Regions from separate parts of the Homo sapiens genome. Here all the other regions are linked to region 3. A link is an interaction called in ENCODE POLR2A ChIA-PET data of the cell type or tissue named here. Cell type or tissue: HepG2. All regions are shown on one strand. Links, peaks and the distances in the headings refer to the core of each region. The heading gives the core; the rest is flanking DNA. Region 1 overlaps LOC124904557 (a long non-coding RNA gene). Region 2 has its middle 13 kb from the start of LINC00184. Region 3 overlaps LOC124904556 (a long non-coding RNA gene).

Region 1 (6,270 bases), core at 392-5,391, 63 kb before region 3:
GAATCCCAGGTAAGTAGACTCCTTCGCTCCCCAGAGAGGAATCTATTGTGTCAATTGCTGGGAAACACGCTCAGTTGAACTGACCCTCTATAGCCGTATGTGCGTGTGGAATCCATTGTTAGGGAAACCATGGTGAGAAGGGAAGTGAGATGCTCTGGATGGGTGCTGAGCTGAGTGCTGATGGAACAGACCTTCCAGAAAAGGTTGCATATTATCCAAGGAAATATCATTGCCTGGAGAGTCCTAGGCTGACTTGCTCTCTTGGGAGCTGATGTTTAGGGAATGGGAGAAGCAGCTGGTTTAAAGCATCAAACAATGTGAAATGAACTTCAGAATCTGCCAAATCCTAAACATTTCTTGCTAAGCACCATTTTTTCTGTATTGTGAACCCATCTGTGCTTCAAAAGCAATTTTGTTTAAATGGCTTCTTCCCCTTACTCCTAATCCTTGGGAAGCTGTAATACACAGGTGGTAAAGGGGACTCCCCAAGAGATGCTCACTAGGACTGCTGTGAGCCAGATACTGGGCTGACACTGCATAGCACCGAGGGTGTGGGAGACCAGAAGTCAGGAGCCTGCATTCTCAGGGGAGGGACTGGATCCCTGCAAGGAAACAAAGTGTGGTGTGTGTGGCTTCATGATCCACTGGCCTAGGTCTAATAGCGGATCTTTTTGCAAATTTATTTTTTTCTTTTCTTTTCTTTTCTTTCTTTTCTTTTCTTTTTTCTTTTCTTTTCTTTTCTTTTCTTTTCTTTTCTTTTCTTTCTTCCTTCCTTCCTTCCTTCTTTCCTTCCTTCCCTTCTTTTTTCTTTCTTTCTTTCCTTGCTTTTTTTTTTTTTTTGATGGAGTTTTGGTCTTGTCACCCAGGCTGGAGTGCAGTGGTGTGATCTTGGCTCACTGCAACCTCTGCCTCCCGGGTTCAAGCGATTCTCCTGTCTCAGTCTCCTGAGTAGTGGGGACTACAGGCAGGCAACACCAAGCCTGGCTAATTTTGTATATTTGGTAGAGACAGGGTTTCACCATGTTGGCCAGGCTGGTCTCAAACTCCTGACTTCAGGTGATCCTGACCTTGGCTTCCCAAAGTGCTAGGATTCCAGGCGTGAGCCACCGCACCTGGCTTGCAAATTTCTATTTCTAATTGAGCCAGCATTTCTTCCCAAAGGTTCACTGGAAAATCACTGACATGAAGAAGATTGATTAATAGGAAAAAAGGCATACACATTTATTTAATGTGTATACACAGGAGCCTTCAGAATGAAGACCCAAAGATAGAGGGGAAATTGTCCACTTTTACACTTAGGTTCAAGACAGTATGGATAGTCACATAGAAATATGACTGGACAAAAAGGGTCTGATGGAATGCTAGACTAGACTGAGTAGAAAGCGCAGCAAGGCCTGTCTGCCTAGATTCTTCCAGGCATCCATGCCGCATTCCTTCCTTCTGGGTATGGGACAGGATCCTTTCTGGAGTGGGGGTCTTATGACCTACAGTCAAATAAGATAGGTTAGATGAGGTCTTTATGGCCAGTTTTTACACAGAAAGGTGGAAGGAAAGCTAGAGTTGTATTTTAGGTTTTATGGCTGGCTTTGGGGAAAAGGGGTTCTGGTTTTTATATCCGCCTTGGGGAAGAGGGATTCTGGTTTCTATGGCTGGCCTCGGGGAGAATGAGGGGCAAGAGATAGGAGGGCAGGAGAAGATCAGAGAAAAACTTTTGCTTCTGAGGCTAAGCCTTCCTTTTGGGGTATTGTTTTCTGAGTCCCAACACTTGTTATTTGGAACAACTCATTAGAATGTAGGGACTGGGGCTATGTCATGTATTAACATCTCCCAGGGAGCTGTCAGCCTCCCTCAGCAAATGCTTCCTGAATGCATGAATGAACCAATGAGTGTTGGCCATGCAAAGTCAGTAGTTTTCTGCCAACCCCATGAGTTCCACCAGTCGTCTCCAGAGATTCCTTGCAAAGAACTTGGTACTGGGGCATGTACTTATAATGTCTCCTTCTTTTTCCTTCTATTCTATCATCCTGTGTCTTGTCCAGCCTCCAGGAGTTCAGTGAGAAAGGAAACACACACACACACACTACAAAAACCAGGAGAAAAAAACCATTAAAAAATCCCACTGTAGGAAGATTCTGCTGCCTCTAGACTTTAGGAAAGCCGCTGACCTAATTCATTTGCTATGGTGGCTTTTTCATCCTCAGGACTGGTGCTGCCTGTGTAGTTCAGCCTGTGAAGGCTCCCTTTCAAGTAGGCCAGCTGCATGGTATTCTGGACTTACAATGTGCAGGGCAGATGTAGTGTCCCCTTGAAATACACTTAACGGTGGGCAACAAAATCCAAAAGCAAACCCCCACAAATATCTAACTTAAAAAAAAAGAACTTTCTAGATCTCAGTCCTCATCTGGATACTTCATTAGGATCCTGAGACATCTGGGGACCAGCGATGGAAAGAAGGAAAGAGACTTCCATATGTTGAGAGCCTATTATATGCCTGCATTGTGCTAAGCCCTTTCCCATATGTTATCCAATGTAATCCCCCACAAAAGCCCTGCCAGAGTGGAATTATTCTTCTCATTTTACAAATAAGAAAACAGTAGCTCGGAGATGCTAAGTTACTCGCCCAAGGTCACATAGACGGTAAGTGGTAGATGCTGATTTGAATCCAGACAGTGTCATTATCAAGGGGTGGTTTGGGAGGCTTTCGTTGTAACCATCATCTGTAGCAGCCCCCTTCTCCACAATTATCCCAAATAAACACACAATCTAAGTCGGAAGAGCCTACAGGAGGCAAAAATGTAGCTTCAATATGTGCTTCCCTGTCATCTCCCTTTCATTGAGATTATTGCTGCCCCAAATCCTGTCTACACAGACATTCTGGAGTCCGTACTAAATCAAGATTTGTCTGGCTGCAAAGACCATGTTCTGTCCAACACAACCAGGATGCCTCTTCTCTTAGATTCCTACCAAGAAGACCTTGCTTCTTGAAACCCTTACCTAGAAGAGCCAATGAATCAGTGTAGGATTTCCCTAATGGTGGCTGGCACCATAGGTTCCAAAATGTCACCACCAGCTCTAAGTCATCAGCCCTTTAAACGCCTCCACACATCCCGGGGTATACTGACGCGAGGAGTCACAGTGGGTAAGCATCACTAGGTTGCAGAAGCACTGGGCTAATGGTGTGGATGAGGGTTTCAATTTACTTGGAAACATCCACGGGCCAAGGTTCAGTTCATTTTAGGTTTCGACTAAGTTTTTCCAGGCTCTAAATGTAGAGAGCAGGGGTGTTTAAAGTGACTGTCCTGACACAGGCTGTTCCCTAGGGGCCACTCTAGCTTCCTTCTTGGAAGTGTGATGTGGGTCCAGAGTTCAGGCCAGCCACGGTCTTGGATTCCAGATGGGAGTTCATTTTTAGAGACCAAATGGTCATAAGTGAACATGTCATCTTGGGCTAGCTGGAAAATACAAACACCAGCCCAGAGTCCAGGAATTCAGGATTGTAAATAGGTGAAAGCACCCTTCACCTTCTCTCCTCCTTCCCTCAAGGTGGTTCACATACAACTATTAGCAATTGACATTCATAGCTCTTGTACTTCACAGTATTTTCATGCCTGGGACTCTGTTTTGATCCCTGCAAGTACAGTGTTATGATACTCCTTTTATGGATGATGAATTGGAGACACCAAGAGGTTCAGAGCTTCTTCCAAAGTCATAGAGCCAGTGAGTTGTGAAGACGAGGGGCTCAGTCTTCCGATTCATGCAAAGGGTTGATGTGACATTTTCAGAGCCTAGTTCTAGCTTCATTGTGCTGGAAAGTGGTCTTGGCCTGAGGACAGCAGGGTGCTTCAGAGTCCAGTCTGATGCCCTTTGGCAGCCACACACCCTCCTGTGAAGGCACCACAAATTCCTTGGGAGGGAGACGCGTTCCAGATGTGTATGCCGCCTCTAGAGAAAACGTGGCTTCTTCTGGTGAGCCACATGCAAGGTGTCTCGCTGGCCACTGTGAAGTGGGGAGAGACGCCTGGAGCAAGCCATGATCTCTGCCAGCACTGGAATCACCAACATCCTTGAGCTTCCTTCAGTCTGATGCAGAACCTGAGGACGTGGCCATCTCTTGGTGGTGTTCTGGGAAAGCAGGAAGTCTTCAGACCTGATTGTCTTCAGATTTCAGCCATGGGCTCCCTGGTGAGCCATCTCAGGGGTATAGGAAACATGGATGCCGCCCCGGAGGCAGCTCTCAGGTATGCATCCCCTGGTGGCCCGGGCCTCTCCGGGGCTGGTGGCTCAGGCTGGAGGGACAGGCACTGAATGAGGCTGTGTACTAGATTTCTCCCCTTTCCACATGCTGGTCTTACTGAGGCAGGTTCAGGGGGTGCTCTGAGGGACAGAATGCTGTAGGGGACAAAGAAAAAAATCCCCCTTCTTCCTCTGAAGGTTTGCTGAAAAATCAACTCACAAAAGGAGATTAATTGGAATAAAGGCATACAGATCAATATGCGCATGGGGGAGAACCGTGGAGTGATTACCCCACCATCTGCATTGAGGTATAGAAGCTTACATCCCATCCTACAGTTACAGAGAGAATGGGGGCTCAGAGCATGGCCCAAACCAGACTATGGTGGAACAGCAGGTTATGGAGGCAAGATAGGTTATTTGGGGGGAAGAAAGGGAGTCGTGGCTAACAAAGGTGATCTTGTTATGCAGAGGAAATCCCACAGATAGCAGCCCTCAAAGAGAACAGATGATAATTCTTTTTTTTTTTTTTTTTTTTTTTTTTTTTTTTTTTTTTTTTTTTTTAAGATGGAGACTTGCTCTGTCGCCCAGTCTGGAGTGCAGTGGTGCCATCTCAGCTCACTGCAACCTCCGCCTCCCGGGTTCCAGTGATTCTCCTGCCTCAGCCTACTGAGTAGCTGAGATTACAGGCATGTGTCACCATGCCTGGCTAATTTTTATATCTTTAGTAGAGATGGGTTTCACCATGTTGGCCAGGCTGGTCTCAATCTCCTGACCTCAGATGATCTGCTCATCTCGGCCTCCCAAAGTGCTGGGATTACGGGGATAATCCTTTTTTAGACCTTTAAACATGTCAGACTCTTGGTTAATCTTTCCTAGATCTGGACAAGGGAAGGTCTTGGAGAAGGCCTGATTGCATCTCTGCAGATGCAAATCTCCCCCACGAAAGACAGCTCTTCAGGGAATCTTCTGTTTGCTGGCTCTCTGAACAACCTTCTCAAAAGATGTCAATGACCTATGTTTTCTATTGAAATATTTTTATTTCTTCCAGCGCAATCTGGGATCTCAGGGGCTGACAGCAGAGAAGTTACCTGAAGGCGCAACAAGCAGTGGTCCCTGTAGGCAGAAGCTACCTGGTGCCCCAGTGATGTGGGAGGCCCTCAGTTCCTGCGCTTCTTGCTGCCTGGGCACATGTTCCCGGAGGATGGCAGGACCTCCTGGCCTCTCCCCTGTCTACCCGCCAGAGCTCTGCTTCTTAAGATAAGACCACCTCTTTCCTCCAGCCAATGTGCTGCTCTTCTGACTTCAAAACACTTGCACTTCCAGGGCTCAACGTACAGTGAGTTCTCAAGGATTCGGTGAATAAATGTACAAATGTCTCCCGTTACAGCTGCCACATTCAGTGGGGTAGGTCTTATGATCATTTCTCTGAGGAAGGGTGCTGTGCTCATGGTCTCAGTCTGCAAATTGCAGACTGAGAATCCAACGAAGGCACCTGCTCTCTGCCCCCGCACCCCCCCACCGGCCCCAAGGCTGACCCTCTCCTCCCCTGGTATCAGCTCGAAGCATTGTTGGAGTCCCCAGGGACCCGGATGCTTCCCTGTGTGCCCTGTCTTTGAGGTGCCCGCCATCTCAAGTCAAGACACACAGCAGGGTGTGAGAGGCCAGGGAGCCCATGGGAATTCCAGGGGATGCTCTCAGCGTGTTTTGTGAGGAACGACTGGCTCACCTAGTCAGGCCTGGGACAAAATATCACCTGCTGAAGGATGATTGGCTGTGGCGCTGGCCTTGTGCTGGAAGAGGGCCTCTGAGAGCACAGGGAACTGCCCCTGGGCATTTTCTCACAATTGTTCCGAGGGTTAGAGGCTGGATCCCAGGAACCGCGTGTGGCCACTCTGTCCTTCTTCAGAGAGAGATTCAACTTCCGGAGCCAGGGTCACCCCTAATGGCTCACTTCCCTTCCTTCCCCTGCCAGGATTTTCCCCCAGATTATCTTGGGGTTGTCTCAGCCCTTACCATACCTCATCCTTCCCAGCAGCA
Region 2 (6,270 bases), core at 392-5,391, 76 kb after region 3:
CTGAGCCCAACATCTGCTAAAAGATCACAGATTTTGAAATTTTAAAAAACAAATGCTGAACCTCATTATTACAACACTAGGGTTAACAAAGGATTGCCATAGTTTACTCAGCATTATCCTGGCAACTTCATTTCACTAGTGTCCAATTTTGTTTTTAGTTTCCTGGGATTCAAAACCAAAAGAAGGGAAAGGAGTGGCAAACATTCATGGTAACACTCGTATAATGCTCTAAAATTTATTTAAATAGCACTTCCACATTCACAGTAATTGCAGAAGTGATGAACACAGTTAAGAAGGACATGCTCTCCTTGGGGAATTAGAAGTAGGAGAGGCAGGATAATATTTGCTTTTATATGAGAAGTAAAATTATATTGTAGGGACCTAAATCATTGCAGGTATCTGTTTATGACATTTGTTGGAAAAAACTGGGACAGGATACTGTTTTCCTTCCTTTAATAATTTTAAATCACCTCCTACATGACAGGCGCTGTGAGATGAATATCTCATACTTACATATACACGCGCCTATTATTTCCACATCTCTGATTTTTCCCTGTACCCAGGGATTTACTTCTAGTCATAAAAGATGGCTTACCTTAGATTTCCTGCCATAAAGCTCCTTCCCTTTATACTAAGTCTTACTTTCTACAGTTGGCTTAAGAGACACATTTTATAATGAGAAAGCTAAAATGGAGTCTTTTTAAAGACATGCCCAAGACACACATAATAGCAAGATGACTACTTCATTCCTTAATTTGTGGTCCATTGAGATGACTGATTGACATATAGATAGTCAGACAGATCAGTAGATACATAAATAGCTACATGGATGAAAGACAGATGATAAAGAGAGAGAGAGATGAAACACAGACGATAGAGAGAGATGAACAGTTTCTCACCCTTGGTGTACGAAGTGAGGAAGTCAAGGTAAAACAATGGCAAGCACTATGCCTCGGTCATAGTACCCACTTCAAATTGGAGAGCATGGTCAAGTCAACCTTCTAGAAAGAAACAAGAGCCGTGTCAACTTTGTCATTCAAATAAATGTCCACTATGAATACTGTGCCTTCTTAAAGAACTTGGAGCTCAACATTTTGACATTTCATATAGTAGCTAGCACATTATGACCATGTAGTAGATGTTATAGTGAATTGTGTCCCCCAAAATTCATATGTTGAACCCCTAACCCCACTAACCTCAGAATGGGACTCTATTTGGAGACGGGGTCTTAAAGAGGTAATTAAGTTCAAATGAGGTCATTGCTGTGAGCCCTAATCCTATACGACTGGTGTTTTTTAAGGAGAGGAAATTAGGATACAGATGCACTCAGGGTGAAATCCGTGTAAGGTGAACTGGTGAAGGTGGCTATCTATAAGGCAAAGAGAAAGGCCTCAAGAGAAACCAAGCCTGATGGCACCTTGATCTCAGACATCTAGCCGCCAGAATTGTGAGAAAATAAGTTTCTATTGTTTAAGCCACTGAGTCTAGGGTACTCTGTTATAGTAGCCCTAGCAAACTAATATAGTAAATATTTAAAAAATCAGCTTCTCTTCAATTTATTTGGAAAAAAAGAGACAGTATTACCAATACTTACATTTATGTAGTAAGGCAGCATGGAAAATGGGTATATACTTGCTTTTGTCTGGGCCTGGGTTCAACTCACTGGCTCTACCACTCTCTAGCAATGCATGTAACCTTGGACAAATTACTGAATCTCTTTGTGCCTCAGTTTGCAGATCTGTAAAATGGGGTAATAATAGTACTTATCTCACAAAGTTGTTAGGAGGAATAAATGAATTAATAATATTTGAAAGCACTTAGAATAGTGCTTAACACATTGTGACCAATGCATAAATATGAAATACAACAGTTGGAAAGTATTGTGAAATCCAGTCTATAAAATCCTTTTAAATTCTAACAATTAAAAAAACATGTAAGTGTATTCTTATTACAGTGAGAAAATATGTCACAGCATTCAGAGTTTCTAGTCTGTTTAGTAGAAGGGTTATTGGGTTGAGTTTGCATTTTGGGGAAGAGGGAATGTGCTCTAACGACGAAGATGGTCATGACCCATGCACCCTGATGTCAGTGATTGTGAACCATTTCCGGAGAGGATTTTAACATTTGCCAAAGCTTTCACGCTTACTGGCTTTCCCCGCAACATTCATTGCCATGAGAACCATGGAGAGGGTACAGAATGTGTGCTGAAAAATGTTCACAGGTGCTATTTGCACATGACTTGCTGTAGGACGGGGGTAAACACAACTTGGTTTCTACTGGTCAAACTTTAACTCAAGATAAACTTGCTGACTGTGAAGTGTACCGCGTGATTGTTCAGTGTGTGACAGCAAACATAAACAGTCGGGGGAGCGGGGGCGTCCCAGGGTCCAGGGACCAGTGTGTGTGTCTTTCAGGAAGGCCAGCCTGGCTGCAATCTGCTCTGGTCGGGCGGCACCCCGCAGCTTGCCTCTGCTTGTGGGTTGTCAATGGGGAACATCACATGGTTGACTGTGAATGTGTTTGGGGACTTAGAGCTCCCAGCCCACTGATTTTTAATACTCATTATGGTTTCTGCTTGGAAATCCTGAAGGACTGGCAACTGCCTAGATAGCAGTTTTGACCAATAGAATCTTAAACAGAAATGACCAGTCATGGAAAATGAGTTTTTTAAAAATTAACTTAAAAAAATTTTAGACTCAGGGTATACTTGTGCAGGTGTGTTAGAAGGGTATATTGCATAATGCTGGGGTTTGGGCTGCTATTGAATCCATCACCCCAATAGTGAACATAGTACCCAATAGGTAGTTTTTCAGCCCTTACCCCACTCCCTTTGTCTCCCCTTCTGGAATCCCCAGTGTCTACTGTTTCTGTCTTTATGTCCACGTATGCCTATTGTCTAGCTCTCATTTATAAGTGAGAACATGACATTTGGTTTTCTGTTTCTATGTTAATTCACTTAGGATAATGGCATCCAGCTGCATCCATATTGTTGCAAAGGACATGATTTTATTCTTTTTTAGGGCTGCATAATATTCCATGGTACCACATTTTCTTTATCCAGCCCACCAGGAATGGGCACTTAGGTTGATTCCATCCTCTTTGCTATTGTGACTAGTGCAACTATAAACATCTGAGTGCAGGTGTCTTTTTGACATAACGATTTCTGTTCCTTTGGGTAGTTACCCAGTAGTGGGGTTGCTGGGTCAAATGGTAGTTCTATTTTTAGTTATTTGAGAAATCTCCATACTGTTTTCCATAGGGGATGAACTAATTTACATTCCCAATAACAGTGTATAAGCATTCCTTTTTCTCCACATCCTTGCCAGCAGCTGTAATTTATTGATTTTTTTTTTTTTTGAGACGTAGTCTTGCTCTGTCTCCCAGGCTGCAGTGCAGTGGTGTGATCTCAGCTCACTGCAACCTCCACCTCCCAGGTTCAAGTGATTCTTCTGCCTCGGCCTCCCGAGTGGTTGGGACTACAGGCACACGCCACCAGGCCTGGCTAATTTTTGTATTTTTAGTAGAGACGGGGTTTCACCATATTGGTCAGGCTGGTCTTGAACTCCTGATCTCGTGATCCGCCCACCTCGGCCTCCCAAAGTGCTGGGATTACAGGCTTGAGGCACCACCCCCAGCCTATTGACTTTTTAATAGCCATTCTCACTGGTGTGAGATGGTATCTCATTGTGGTTTTAATTTGCATTTCTCTGATGATTAGTGATATTGAGTATTTTCTCATATGTTTGTTGGCCACTTGCATGTATTCTTTTGAGATGTGTCTATTCATGTCCTTTGCCCACTTGGAAAATGAGTTTTATAAACCAATTGGGAAAAGAGGAAAGTGTCATCAATAGGGAGATAGCACCTGAGATAGATTTTGGAGGATATGACTTCTCTGAGATCAAACTTGCCTTTGATACACTGGGAACATTTTTATGAGCATAAAAATTCTAAAAGAGACTTGAAATATTTTTCTCTCATGTCATTTCAATCCATGGAGCTATTAAAATTTTCAAAACTTCAGGGCAAGAAAGATATATATCATCCGAATGTAAGCATTTGAGTAAGCAATCTCTGCCAGGGGTGGGGCGGGTAGGTTGACAATACTTAATATATATTTTTATTTACATAGAACTGAGCCATTGCTAGCCTCACATATCTAGAAAATAGCTTAGAAACAATGAATTTTTTAAAAAATAAAACAACACTTGAGAGACGCTTTTCTTATGCTTTTCTCAGAGAAGAACCAGCCCTCAGTTCCTGACTTGAAAAGCATTTATGTTTATTGCACACATATCCTTAACCAGTGTGAGTTTCTCTATGCCCACAGCAATTTAGAAATAGAAAATCAGCATTAGGGAGAAGGCTTTGCATAGTCTTGCACACTAACAAGAGGTAACTGCTGATGGCCCAAAGAAGAGAGCAACAGAAAAAAAATGTAAAAAACAGACAGGCACAAGAATTCCAAAAGGCACAGTAATTTGGGACCTCTCAGGTGTGCAGGCAAATATTTCTCTCCCTCTCTCTTTCTCTCTCTCTCTCTCTCTCTCTGTGTGTGTGTGTGTGTGTGTGTGTCTTTCTCTCTCACTTCTCTCTCTCTCTCCCCCCAACCATGGCCTAAACCTATTATTTTTTATCCGATAGCAGTGAAATCAGTTCTTTTTGTGATAATGTTACAACCAAGAAAAGAAAAAAATAAGAAGTTAAATAAAGTTCCTCCACTCTTTAAGAAAGCAGGGGCGGTTGAGTTACATTTTAGAAAGTGTTCTGCCAAAATCTTCTCTTTTGTTCCTTCTTTATTCCCTTCCTCCCTCCATTCCTTTTTTCTTTTTCTTTCTTTCTTTCTTTCTTTCTTTCTTTCTTTCTTTCTTTCTTTCTTTCTCTTTTCTTTCTTTCTTTTCCTCCCTCCCTCCCTTCCTTCCTTCCTTCCTCCCTCACTCTCCCTCTCTTTCTTTCTCTTTCTTTCTTTCCTTCCCTTCCTTCCTTCCTTTCTCCCTCCCTCCCTCCTTCTCTCTCCCCCTTTCTTTTTTCTCTTTCTTTCTTTTTCTTTCTTTCTCTCTTTCTTTTTCTTCTTTCTTTCTTTCTTTCTTTCTTTTTTCTTTCTTTCTTTCTTTCTTTCTTTTTCTTTCTCTCTCTCTCCCTCCCTCCCTCTCCTTCCTTCTTCCCTCCCTCTCTGCCCACCTCCCTTCTTTCCTTCCTTCCTTTCTTTCTTTTGGTGCTTTGAAGGACCAGCTCTTACTTGCCTAGAACTCAGCAATCCAGAATGGCTACAAAGCAAGCTGAGATTTTATGGTGTTTGTGCCATCATTTGCCAGTATATAGATGTGGGATTACACACTGTGTGATCAATGTTAGTTCCTATCCTTTAAGAATCGTCTCATGATTTTTAAGTTCCTGAACAGCCGAACGATTGTTGAAGATACTGTTACTTGAAAGGAAAAGAAATAAGGAGAAAAAAAATGAATGGAGGGAATTGTTAGATGATATGTTAGAACAAACATGACATCATCAACATAGTGGGAGGGTAAAAGGGAGTTCCCTTAAGGCACAAACAAAATTTCACCGTCCCATTTATTTTTACTTTTAGTTTAGTTCACAGACTTCAGAACCTGCTCATTATCACCAAATGCTCTTTCAAATGATGAAGTACTGAAAGAAAAACCTAAGTCACCTCCACATATGATATATAAGAAATGTTGGCACATCCAGATCTTCCTAAGGAAAGAGGGTTTGACTACAGCAATGTTGAATGCAAGCCTTATCAATTGCATCCTTCCTTCCTTCTTCCCACTCATAATACACACATATGCCCCTTGTATGTTAGGAACATTGTACTGGAGGGAATGTATAAAAACTCTAAGTTAATTCTTTTCTGAGGGCTTGCTATCAGCCAGGTACAGGGTTAAAGTACAAATACTTGATTATCACTTGACCACACCCTTGTGAGGAAACTGATGCTCAAGAAATTTAAGTAAAGTTTCTGAAAGACACACAGCTTGCAAACAACAGAGATGGGATTTAAAACAAGGTTGTTTATTAACCACTGGGCTCCACTACCTGCCAATGGGGTGTAAATAGTGATCCCTGGAAATAAATGACCCCCATTTTCTTAAAGGGCAGGGATAGGTTGAGAAAAATAGCCACTTTGATGGTATAGACCTGGAATGTGTGGAGGACCTTTGCACTACGCAGAATGGAATTGCTGGGCCCACTGATGTCGCTTAATAATTGACAGATGGCCTGTCTAAGTGACTCACATGCAACTCAGAT
Region 3 (6,270 bases), core at 452-5,451:
AGGAAGGTGTGTTTGTGTGAATTTCAATCAGCAATTGGTTCAGAGTCAAGAAGAGCTGTTTTGCCTTCCGTGAGGTCTGTCTGAAGGTGCCTTTCAGCTCTGAGCTGCCCGAGCATTCTTGGGCTGAATCTGCAGTCAACCGGAGCCCTAGGCCTGCCGCTCCCCCGTGGGTTAAAATCACTCCCACAGATTTGCTGGCTGGCCTTAGAGCAAATGGGGATAGTGGGTTGGCTCAGGTTTTGCATTAACTCGTCTGATATTTTCCACTGCAGCCTCCCATTCTGTGATAAAGCTAAGTTGCTAGGAAAGCTTTATGTAACACCCACCCAGCCTCAGCTTCTCAGAGAAGCAAGTGTTGTTTCCAGAGTTCCCCATAAACCTGGCAGCACATCAAAACCTCTGTTTCATAACAGACTAGAAATAGGATTTTCTAATAACATTCCAAGGACTGGACTTATCGTGCAGGGATCTGCACTTTTATGAATTGTTAATGGTTAACTAAACAAAGACCCCCAGCATACCCAACCTGCTATCTCTGGGGTCAGGATGGGAAGGGAAGTTGGAAGAATGTGGTTTCTACATCCACAATCTGTTGGTTAGTGACCCAGGGCCCTTTTCAAAGAATTTGCTCAATAATCTCAAACATATTGGAGGATCTTATTCATGTTTTTAAAAAAGAAAAAACTACCTCCTTCCTGCTTCTCCCTTCATTCATGGAGAATGTGGTTTCCTTTTATTTTGTTGCCAGACACACTGACAGTTATGGATTTAACCCCCAGCTTTCCTCTGGGAGAGGGCAGCTTTCTTCCAGACACACCTAGATTTGGGGGATCCAAATATCTTCATGCAATAGACAAACCACACATTTCATACTCCCCTCCCAGAATCGTGGGTTGACAGAGTGATTACAGAGAGAAGGGAGCATGAGGTTGCCACGTCCCTCCTCCCTCACACCCATGTGCTCCTCCCGAGATGCGGTCCACCCCATCTCATCCGATTCTGGTTTAGATTATCACAGGGATGGGAGTTCCCTCGAAAAGGCCATTTGCAGCCTATTTAGATGTCACTTAAGAAACTTCTTCCTAGGATTCCAACGGCATGTCCCTTTGTTCCGTGTCGTCACGTTGTCCCCGCTGGCGTGGCGGTTCCTCCCTTCCTGGCTCTTCCCTGCCCTCCTTGTGCAGTAAGCACGTGGGCATCACTTCAAAGCAAAAGGAGCCCTTGTCCATCACTGTTGAGGTGAGGAGGACCATCACCAAAGCCCCAGGACAGGGTAACTGTGGAAGGCAGGGGCTCAGCATTAGCAAGGCTGACCTTAGGGACAGCCTGATGGCAGGTAGCTGCCTCTGGGCGAGCATGAGCTGCCTTAAGAGGATACTGTTGTGTGGGCTCTCCCTCACTCCTTCCTATGACCCCCCATGCCCTCAACATTCTTCCCTGGGTGCGCTCTCTGGGCTCACCTGGACAATCCATGGGAGCACCTCATTTCCCTGACCAAGACCTAAGCTTTCGTCCAGCTAGAACTGCTCTGCCCCTTCCCTGCACGGCCCTCAGCTCTGCGCACCCTGTAATGTCCCTTTTTTTCAGCTTAATTATCATCTCTCCCTCGCCCCAATCTCCTCAAATAATTCTGCTTGGTAAATCTCTTCTAGCTTCTTGCTTTGGAATATTGGCTCCCAGAGGTTCCAACTGTGGCCTTTCCAGGGCAGGTCTTACGTGGTCATTTCTTCCGTGGCTGTCCACATAATTTCCTCCATCCAACTGGCGTTTGCAACATCTTCCCATTTAGTTTCATTTGAATTTGATTTACCAGTTTCTTACCCTTTCTTCTGGATTATTAGTAAACATGAAAAAGGAAAGGCTCCCCTCTCACCAGGGCTGTCCCTTGTGTCCAGCTGAGCCCTCAGGAAGAAGCCCCATTCCCCATGACCTGCACACCAGCCCTCGATGTGAAACGACTCCAAGGAAACTGCAGTCAGAGTGGGCTTCCCTCACCAGGCTGAGATTTCATATCCTTGAGATCAATTTAGTGCCTGGACACCTGGTTGCTATGGGGATGGTTGTCATGAAAAACACACCAATCTGTAGAGAGATATAAAATGGATCCCGGTGGTACACACTCGGGCATTAGCTTTGAGAAATGGCTTGCTGCTTATCACTTTCTTTTGTGGACACAGTGCCTCTGCTTTTCAAATTCAACCTGGGTGACCTTCTTAGAACCAGGCCAACACAAATCCATTTTCAGTTATTTCCTAAGGGACAATCAAGGGCTTCCCCAAATGCCAGATGCCCCCTGTCTTCCTGTCCCGAGCTGAGTCAGCTGAGAAGAAGAGGACATTCTTTTCTGGCACGGTTTGTTCTTTACTGACTGCCATTGATCCATTAGCAAAACAGCAGGCAGAACAAAAATACTGACCCTGACAACGCTTCAGATCAGGTGGCTCCGATGAGTGACAGATGTTAGCAGGAGACCTTGGATGCACTGCCCAGTTTGCAGGGGCAGAAGCTGAAAGGGACACCAGAGACCAATTCAGGACACAGCATAAACCTGCATCAGGACTGGGTGATTCAGCAAGGTGTTAGCTCAGGGCTGGGTAATTCAGCAAGAGACACTGAAAAGATGTATAGGGGTGTTCATTAACCTTACCTCCTCTCCCTCCACATTCTCAAAACTTGCATTTGGTTACTACTTGCTGAAGGTCTGTTTCTCCCTTGGTCTGGCTTATTTGCAGAAACCAGTAAAACATTTCATGCATCTCTCTTGGGCATAGACCTAGACTCCACGGCTCTGGAAGGGTAAAGGGGCAGACACTGGTTCATTTTGCAATTCACAAAGAATAGCTGGAGGCCTTCTGACATTTGCTCGGGGTAAGGGTTGAAAGAGTGGTTTGGTGTTCCGATTTTAAGCTGTGCCATTGGCTAAGTGTAACTTGGAGTAGGCAAATGGGGAAAATTAACTACAGCAATAGTCACGTTAGGAATGCAGGCAAGGTCTACCTCTGAAATGGTTCCTAGCGCTAGTGGGACTCCCTATCTGAAAACCTGCGTTAAATACATTCTTTCTTTTTGGGGGAATATGTCTGAATTCTTAAAAATGGGTCAGAACTTAGTCACTGACTTGGTGTTTCATCTTCAGCAATTCCTTTGACTACTCAATGCCTCAATGTCCTTCTTTATTACCGAGAGAAGTGATTTTGCTTCTGTTTCATACCAAAAAGAGTTTTAAACATCTTTCGCTTTGGTCAGTCCTATCACATTGCTGCTGATAGTGGAGGTAAAGACCAGACTCAGATGAATGTAAGAATGTGAGAACAATGAATGCATTTATCATGCACAATGTTAGTATAAGGTGCTGTACAATGTTAGAATGTGTTCTTAGTACTCCCTGTAGACTGAGTGGTTATGAAGTCCCGCCGTGGTGTTCCAAATTCTTCAGCTAGTTCCACTAACTACACTGGGCTACTGTTATTTTGACCTCTCATTTGCATATCTTCAATTTCTCTAAATACTCCTTTAACCCTTCCTTATCAATAGTTTATTGACTGCATCCTCCCAATCATTCTTACCTCTTATCTTTATTTTTCTCATTTAAGCTAATTTTTTAAAAGCAGTTTAAAAGCTCAGCTAATTTAGTCATTTCCCTTGCAACACCCTACTCCTTCATTAATGGACCTAGTTTCTCTTTTTCCACACTTTTCCCCCGGCACACACACACACACACACACACACACACACACACACAAAAGCAAACATGTTTATAAAAACACACCTTCTTCCCCTTAGTTACTTTGGCTGGCATTAAATCATTCCGCCTTTTTTTTTTTTCTCTCCTGCCCCCATATTTTTCCTAAACACGTTAACTTGGCCTTGGTGTTCTTTCTCATTCTCCTCCCCCTGTGTCTCCATTTCTTGAACAACTTCAGGAGAGTGTTGCTCTTTTGATTTTTTTCCCCACCCTAGCCCAGCTGAAAGCTCAGGGAACACTTCTTGCTTGCTATTTTTTATCCTGTTTTCATGGGACCTGGAGTCTCAGCCCTGCAATTATAGCCTCTTTCATGTTATCTTTCTCCCAAGGCAGCAGCTCACATCCTGGCAAGTGACACAATGGCAGTGTGGGTCTTGACTTAGCTTTCATACCTTTTGTTTCAGAATGCAGGATTTCCTTATGGTTTGTTTGGGCTTTTAAAAAAGCTTATTTACTGATCCTGAGAGGTGCCAGATTTACAACCCGGAAGAATAAAGGCCAAGTTTCTATGTGCCTGGAAATACTCCATCATGTCCAGGCCACTGTGATGTTTTGGGCCAACCTAGAGGCTGATTTGATGGCTGTGGGTTCTACCCTGTTGTCGCCAAAGAGGGGCTGCAAAAACAGTCCAGACCACAGCTCACTGTGCCTCGTGTTGCAAAGAGAGGACAGGGTGAGGAATTCAGACCAGGATAATGTCTGAAAATGGGGAGAACGCTGATTACATTTTAAAACTACAGTCTTGTTTATACTCTGGTAGTCAACACTAATCATTTATTTGTTTAAATTAAGCTCCCTCGCCTTAATTAAAATTTGCAATGTGATTTTTAAAAATTTATCCAACTGTGTTTAAACCTCACATTCCTAGATTTTGTACCAAGGCCCTATCTTTATACAATAATTTCAATACAATACAGCATTTTCCCAAACAAATACTTAAATGGAGACATGAGGTCTTTTTAGGAGAGAGGATATGTGACCTTCATGGTGGAATCACAGACGGGGCCTTAAGCATGAGGACGTTGTAGGTTTACTCAGTAATCTCCAACCAACGGTGTCTGTTTTTTTTCCTTGAGGCCAAGGGTAACGTCGTTGCCTGAGAAGCACTGGAGGAGAGGCAGGAACACAGATTTGTCGAGAGCACTTACATGTGTGCACACACCGTAACAAAGGGCAGGCTTGTTGTACGGCCACATCACGGAGCCAGGGGACGTGCCTCGGGAAGATGAAATGTCAGTACTGTCTCCATAGCACAGAGCCCAGCTCTATACCAGAGCAGTTACGGAGCTCGGGTCTGGGTGATTTCAGAGGCCCTGATCCGAGTAACTTTCCTAATAAGTCTGACGCTGTGTTCCAGATTTGTACTTTATGTTTACTCCTTGCATCAAGACAGTGTCTCTGGAAGTTTCTTTTTAAAACTTTTTCTTCCCCTCAGAACGCTACATCCTCTGCCTGAAGTGACGGTCTCAGCCAGCCCATGAGCCTTGACAGCGCATTGTTGGAGTTTGGAATCAACTGCCGCCTTTTCATGGATAACTTCCTGAATCTGCAGTTAAAATTTCATTTTTTTCTGGGTGCCCCGAGTAAAACACCCTCTGTTAAAGATTTATCACTTCCGCTGTATTTCAGCTGCCTGTGGGCATCCCTCAATGGTGAGCTCCGTGACAGCAAGGACTGTGTCTTTGTCCTCCAGATCACGATTCATGCTAAACACTGCTCTGTCCAGAATTTATTGTTTTGTATTTTGACGTCTCTGTCCAGATGTCTCTCTGGGATCACAGACGGAGAGCTCTTTGAGCACATGGACTTTGTCTTGTTTATCTTTATAGCCCCAGTGCTGAACAGACTGTCACACCGAAGGTGCTCACGGGCCTGCCGGACGATTGAAGTTGTACAACCTGCAGACAGAGGAGCTAAGTGTCCACACGGCCCTCCCTGCTCTTTCCATTCTATGTAGCTATCTTGCTGGCACCATTTACTCCTTTCTTTCTTTCTTTTTTTTTCTTTTCTTGAGACAGAGTCTCTAGCTGTCGCCAGGCTGGAGTGCAATAATGGCATGATCTCGGCTCACTGCAACCTCTGCCTCCCGGGTTCAAGTGATTCTCCTGCCTCAGCCTCCCGAGTAGCTGGGATTACAGGCATGCGCTACCACGCCCAGCTAGTTTTTCTATTTTTAGTAGAAACAGGGTTTCACTATGTTCACCCGGATGGTCTCGATCTGTTGACCTCGTGACCCGCCTGCCTCAGCCTTCCAAAGTGCTGGGATTACAGACGTGAGCCATGGTGCCCAGCCACTCCTTTCTTACTCCTTTTTAGTCCAGTGAAATCTAGCTAGCTTCTCCCTTACCCGTAATTGTTTCATTGTAACTTATTCTTGCTGAGATTACTAGAGCTATATTTAGACCTCCTAAATAGTATCATCCACTGCCTACAGTCCTTTGGACTGTATTCAGTTCGTGTGACCCCTCCCTCGCATGGAAACTCTCTCTTGCCTTAGTTTTTATGGCATGACAGCCTTATGCTTG

What was found. Peaks named below come from ENCODE experiments on the same cell type or tissue, not always from the same donor. Only the 100,000 strongest peaks of a DNase experiment are listed, where the experiment ranks them.
Region 1: POLR2A ChIA-PET joins it to region 3 with 10 read pairs; 21 of 35 experiments call an interaction of 5 or more read pairs at or near these places.
Region 2: POLR2A ChIA-PET joins it to region 3 with 12 read pairs; 17 of 35 experiments call an interaction of 5 or more read pairs at or near these places.

The regions. Positions count from the first base shown.
Region 1 is chr1:234,778,576-234,784,845 of GRCh38, reverse strand. LOC124904557 (a long non-coding RNA gene) reads left to right here. Exons shown (of 3, transcript XR_007066954.1): 2 at 4,432-4,541; 3 at 5,282-5,617. Among named protein-coding and RNA genes, the nearest start is that of LINC02961, 22 kb to the right of the region's middle. RefSeq lists enhancers at 3,583-4,186, 4,187-4,792 and a silencer at 5,255-5,453. In HepG2, for the core only: a CTCF peak has its summit at 3,335; a DNase peak (open chromatin) is centred at 3,375; H3K27me3 peaks cover 1,120 bases.
Region 2 is chr1:234,639,376-234,645,645 of GRCh38, reverse strand. No RefSeq gene overlaps it. Among named protein-coding and RNA genes, the nearest start is that of LINC00184, 13 kb to the right of the region's middle. RefSeq lists an enhancer at 2,229-2,523 and a silencer at 2,229-2,523. In HepG2, for the core only: no CTCF peak of the experiment used is centred there; a DNase peak (open chromatin) is centred at 2,275.
Region 3 is chr1:234,715,809-234,722,078 of GRCh38, reverse strand. LOC124904556 (a long non-coding RNA gene) reads right to left here. Exons shown (of 2, transcript XR_007066953.1): 2 at 4,500-6,270. Among named protein-coding and RNA genes, the nearest start is that of LINC01132, 5.1 kb to the left of the region's middle. In HepG2, for the core only: no CTCF peak of the experiment used is centred there; DNase peaks (open chromatin) are centred at 2,458, 2,828, 3,358 and 4,898; H3K4me3 peaks cover 2,874 bases.